Linked DNA regions of Homo sapiens: region 1 is linked to region 2. Evidence: chromatin loops called from intact Hi-C (ENCODE). Cell type or tissue: heart left ventricle. All regions are shown on one strand. Links, peaks and the distances in the headings refer to the core of each region. The heading gives the core; the rest is flanking DNA.

Region 1 (2,907 bases), core at 200-2,699, 240 kb after region 2:
AAATAAAATAAAAATGCATAGTAGCACCCCTTCAGGTATATATAGACAATCTCTAAAGAACAGATAATAGTACATGTAGTAAAATAATTAGAAAGTAATATGTATTGAGTGTTTATTACCTTGGTTTTGAATATTATTTAGTTTTAAGTATATGTAATTTAAGTTTTAATAATGGCTGTGTTTAACAACCTGCTTGCAAAATTCCTAAAACCGTAACAATTGGTTCTCACAAGCCAGTAGGAGCCAGTTCCAGCACACCGCTGACCATGATGCAGTTGCAATAAAGATCTCAGCCAATCCCGTGGGGAGCTTTCAAGTCAGAATCCCCTGTCAGAGTTGTCTCACCCTGAGGCAAGGGCTTCTATATCTTGGCATGGACCTGTCACTACATGCAGATGGATCTTTGGGACAGGGTGTTGCCTTGGGTGGAGGGATTCCCTTTGAGTCCCAGAGAAGGATTCAGCCACCATTACCAGCAACTTGAAGTATGAGTGCTCCAGTCCCGAAGTGGGTATTTAGGGAACATACCATAGCATCCACTACACTTATGTATCCTGTAGTTTGTCTTGGTTTCTGTTTTGGGATAGTATTTTTTTCTGGTATAGTTTCACCTGTCATAACTTATGATTCTTGTTTCTGTGGGGTTTTGTTCTTACTGTAACTTTGTATGGATACTGAATTTTTTTGTTGGTTTGTTTTCCTTTTTTTTTTTTTTGAGACAGAGTCTTGCTCTGTCACCCAGGCTGGAGTGCAGTGGTGCAATCTCAGCTCACTGCAACCTTCACCTCCCAGGTTCAAGCGATTCTCCTGCCTCAGCCTCCTGAGTAGCTGGGATTACAGGTGTGTGTTGCCACACCAGGATGATTTTTTTGTATTTTTTTGTAGAGATGGAGTTTCAACATGTTGGCCAGGCTGGTCTCAAACTCCTGACCTCAGGTGATCCACTGGCCTCAGCCTCCCAAAGCACTGGGATTAGAGGCGTGAGCCACCACGCCCGGCCGGGATACTGAATTTTGGTTGTGATTATTATTCATATTTGAGTTTATTTATTATTTGTTTATTTCTGAGACAGTCTTGCTCTGTCACCCAGGCTGGAGTGCAGTGGCAGCGATCTTGGCTCACTGCAACCTCCATCTCTCGGTTCAGGCGATTCTCATGCCTCAGCCTCCCAAGTAGCTGGGATTACAGGCACCCGCTACCACACTTGGCTAATTTTGTATTTTTAGTAGAGACAGGGTTTCACCATGTTGGCCAGGCTGGTCTGAAACTCCTGGCCTCAAGTGATCCTCCCACCTGGGCCTCCCAAAGTGCTAGGATTACAGGTGTACGCCACCATGCCTGGCCTCGTATTTGAATATGTTGGATTTTTCTGGACCAGCTTTTTTTTTTTTGAGACAGAGTTTCACTCTTGTTGCCCAGGCTGGAGTGCAATGGTGTGATCTTGGCTCACTGCAACCTCCGCCTCCCGGGTTCAAGGGATTCTCCTGCCTCAGCCTCCCCAGTAGCTGGGATTACAGGCATGCACCACCACGCCCAGCTAATTTTGTATTTTTAGTGGAGATGGGGTTTCTCCATGTTGGTCAGGCTGGTCTCGAACTCCCATCCTCAGGTGATCCCCCCCAACCTCTGCCTCCCAAAGTGCTGGGATTACAAGCTTGAGCCACTGCACCCAGCCTGGACCAGCTTTTAATAGATGGATCTTTAGAAGAGAATGTGTTTTGAGGGTCTTTCCTGGTTTGGTTTTTTAGCTCAAGAGCTCCCTCTCCTGTTGTCATAGTGTGCCTTTCTTGTAGTCAAACTCTCTGATTTTCCTAGTGTTTTTTTCAGTGGGATACTTATTACCAGGAATATTTATTTTATTTTCCAAAGTGCCTCTTTATCCCGAATGACACACTTTCGCAAGACTGCCACTGTTGTTCCTATGAATTCTCCAAGCCTTATGACTCCTGTTGCCAGTGCTGATACGCCAGGTTTCAGACCAGTTCTTGGCTGTTCCCACTAAGGGTCGGGCACCTTTTTCTGGGAGTGAAACTTGTTGATGTTATCAGGTTCCATTAATGTTTAAGACCCTCCATATTCCCTACTCTTTCAAGCAGCTCCAGTGATGTCTACACACTTGTGGGGGTTCTGGCTGGTTTCCAGGGTATTTTTTCCAACTTGTATGTATATTGCGGATTGTAGCAATCTTTTTTGCTGGTCAATATATGTTGTAGGAATTTTTATTTGCTGTCCTTTTTGCTCTGTATAGTTTTTAGGAAGAGATTGGGACGAGTCACCGGAACCCAGAAGGTGTATTTCTTTCTTTCTTTTTTTTTTTTTTTTGAAACTGAGTCTCACTCTGTCACCCAGGCTGGAGTGCAGTGGCACAATCTCGGCTCACTGCCACCTCTCCCTCCCAGATTCAAGCCATTCTCCTGGCTCAGCCTCCCAAGTAGCTGGGATTATAGGCGTGTGACACCACACCCGGCTAATTTTGTGTTTTTAGTAGAGACGGGTTTTCATCATGTTGGCCAGGCTGGTCTGGAACTCCTGATCTCAGGTGATCTGCCTGCCTTGGCTTCCCAAAGTGGTGGGATTACAGGCGTGAGTCACCACACTTGGCCTTTCTATTTAATATGTATAAATAGTATTGTGCTTTAAATATCCTTTTTTCTTTTCCTTTTTTTTTTTTTTTTTTTTTTAAGACAGGGCCTTGCTCTATCACCCAGGCTGGAGTGCATTGGTACAATCATGGCTGACTGCAATCCCCTCTTCACAGGCTCAAGTGATCCTTTCACCTCAGCCTGCCAAATAGCTGGGATTTCAGGCAAGCGCCACCAAGTCCGGCTTAGTTTTTTTATTTTTTGTAAAGACAGGATCTCGCCACGTTATCCAGGCTGGTCTCGAACTCCTGGACTCAAACGGCCT
Region 2 (2,907 bases), core at 309-2,808:
GGCTCCTCGACAGGCCTTCCAGCAGCCCTTCTATATCCTTCACTCTGCAGCCAGAGTGGTCTTTTCAAATCAAAGCTCTGATCACTTGAACGCCTTCCATGGGGAGTCTTTCATTGTCCCTCAGCCAGAATCCTCACCGTGGCCTTTAAGGCCCTGAGTGACCTGGGTCCTCCCTGCCTTTACCCACCTCTCCAGCCACACTTGCCCCTTCTCATCTCTCTCCTTCCAGGCCTTTGCATACACTCAGTTCTCTCTCTGGAATATCCTCCCTCCTCCACAGCGGTAAGCGCTAGTGCGCACGTGCACACACACAAATATATACACACACACACCATTACCTAATTACTCCTCTTTATTTATTTTTTATTTTATTTATTTATTTATTTATTTATTTATTTATTTATTATTTAATTTATTTTTTTGAGACAGAATCTCGTTCTATTGCCTGGGCTGGAGTGCAGTGGTGCAATCTTAGCTCACTGCAACTTCCACATCCTTGGTTCAAGCAAGTCTCATGCCTCAGCCTCCCAAGTAGCTGAGATTACAGTCATGTGTCACCATGCCTGGCTAATTTTTGTATTTTTAGTAGATAAGGGGTTTCACCATGGTGGCCAGGCTGGTCTTGAACTCCTGGCCTCAAGTGATCCGCCCATTTCAGCCTCCCAAAGTGCTGGGATTACAGGCATAAGCCACCGCGCCCAGCCTCCTCTTTATTCTTTAGACTGTAATTCAAACATCATTTCCTCAGAGAAAGCTTCCTTAATTCCCCAGTCTGGGGCAAGTCCCTCTGTCATTCACTCTGATAGAGTCATTTTTTTTTTTCATAGCACTTATGGTTTGCAATTAGATATTTGTTTTTTTCATTTTTGAATTGAGGTCTGTCTTCCCTGTTCGACAGTAAGCTCCATGAGGGCAGGTCCATGATGTGTTCTCCACTGTGTCAATGAGTAAATGCAAGAATGAAGAAGCAAGGGATTTGGAGACAGATGACCTCATTCCAGCCTCCAGCCCACTTCTTGCTCTCCCTAAGACTTGAATAGGCTGGTGTGGCTCAGTTTTCTCACTTGTCAGATGGGAATGAAGTTACTCAAACCTGCTTATTTCACTGGGTTGTGTGAGGATCCCATGAGATAACAATTGAAAACCATGAAGCATTACACAGACATGAGGGGTGGCTGGAATGAAGAAAGGGATATAGAAAAAGTCAGAAACCACTCAGCACACACTGCTAAAGAGAAGGTCTGGGTGGGGGGCGCTGTATGCTTGGACAGAGGGTTCAGGACTGAGTGCAGCTCTGTGTGTGTGTCTGCTTGGGCACCTCTCCAGGGGCCCTCTGTGTATGCCCTTTGACACTTTCCTCATCCCCCAATTACTTGAACAAGATGAAGATGGGAAAGAATGTTAGAAGAATAAGCATTTGTTTGAACAAGCATACAGGCGATGGAGGAGAGAGGACATGCAGTTGGGTGTGTGTGTGTGTTGGGGTGTGTGCGTGTTGGGGTGTGTGTGTGTTGGGGCGTGTGTGTGTGTGTTGGGGTGTGTGTGTCGCCCCACACCAGGGCTGCGTGTCTGTGTGGTAATGTGCAAGTGTGCAGTGTGGTCTTGGTTGCTGTGGGGGAAGAGGTATTCAGTTGCACCCAACTTACTGTCCTTTGGCACTGTCTGTGCGTGCACACCCTTGTCTTTGCTGGGGCTCCCAAGCTGGAAGCTCCCGCTGCCTTAGCTGCTTCCTTCTGGAAATCAATCTACTTCCCCTTCCAAAACATCTGAAGGAGGGGGACAGTGCCCTCTAGTGGGAACGCATGGGCAGCTGCAGCTTCCTCAGCCCAAGCCTCAGCCCCACTCCACCCAAGTCTGGAAGTCCTCTCTGAAGCACTTCCTGGGGAATGCAAAGGAGGAGGCCCCTGCCCTCTGAGAGCTCAAGATCTGGCAGGCAGGAAAAAGATACACACAGGACAGGACACACAGGTTCATGCAGGAGAAGCCTGAGGACAGCAGCTGAAGGTGGGGGAGTCTCTCCTCATCTCTGCAATGACTTATCTCTGGTTGCCCTGGGTGTTCCTGGCCTTCCTTGCTTCCTGTTCCTGCACATGGTCTCTTGGTCCTGCTCTTTTGCTCTCGGTCATTACTCATAGCTGTAGGGCCTTGAGCAGAACTGGACCCTTTAGTCTATTCCCTGGGTGGGCACTAACAGCACCCTGTGGAGTCGGGAGGATTCTTGGAGGAGGTAACATGTGAGTAGGATCTTGAAAAATGAGTAGGAATTCTCCAGATGGAGTCCAGGGAAGGCACAGGACTGTGGATGAGCCTCGTGTGTCTGGGGACAGGTGGTGGTGGCTGGATGCTGGCCTGAGGTGGAGGGTACATTGCTTTCAGCTTTTTTTTTTTTTTTTTTGAGACGGAGTCTTGCTCTGTCCCCCAGGCTGGAGTGCAGTGGCTCAGTCTCGGCTCACTGCAAGCTCCACCTCCTGGGTTCACACCATTCTCCTGCCTCAGCCTCCCGAGTAGCTGGGACCACAGGCGCCTGCCAGCACACCTGGCTAAATTTTTTTGGTTTTTTTTTTTTGTATTTTTAGTAGAGACAGGGTTTCACTGTGTTAGCCAGGATGGTCTCGATCTCCTGACCTCTTGATCTGTCCACCTCGACCTCCCAAAGTGCTGGGATTACAGGCGTGAGCCACCACGCCTGGCTGCTTTCAGCTTTGTGGGGCTACAAGAGAGGACTAAATTTTGCCAGGAGGCAGTGGGGAGTGAGAGAAGGTCTTTACTTTTTTGAGATGGAGCCTTGTTCTGTCGCCCAGGCTGGAGTGCAGTGGTGCGATCTCGGCTCACTGCAACCTCCGCCTCCCGGGTTCAAGCGATTCTTCTGCCTCAACCTCCCAAGCAGCTGGAACTACAGGTGCGTGC

The links. Peaks named below come from ENCODE experiments on the same cell type or tissue, not always from the same donor. Only the 100,000 strongest peaks of a DNase experiment are listed, where the experiment ranks them.
Region 1: it touches region 2 in a loop (2.8-fold over the local background); 52 of 110 quality-filtered maps call a loop at or near these places.

Annotation. Positions count from the first base shown.
Region 1 is chr12:50,313,123-50,316,029 of GRCh38, forward strand. No RefSeq gene overlaps it. Among named protein-coding and RNA genes, the nearest start is that of LIMA1, 31 kb to the left of the region's middle. In heart left ventricle, for the core only: a CTCF peak has its summit at 1,757; no DNase peak of the experiment used is centred there.
Region 2 is chr12:50,068,890-50,071,796 of GRCh38, forward strand. The region is part of intron 3 of ASIC1 (acid sensing ion channel subunit 1); the gene reads left to right. Among named protein-coding and RNA genes, the nearest start is that of ASIC1, 13 kb to the left of the region's middle. In heart left ventricle, for the core only: CTCF peaks have their summits at 1,793 (motif pointing left) and 2,004; a DNase peak (open chromatin) is centred at 1,782.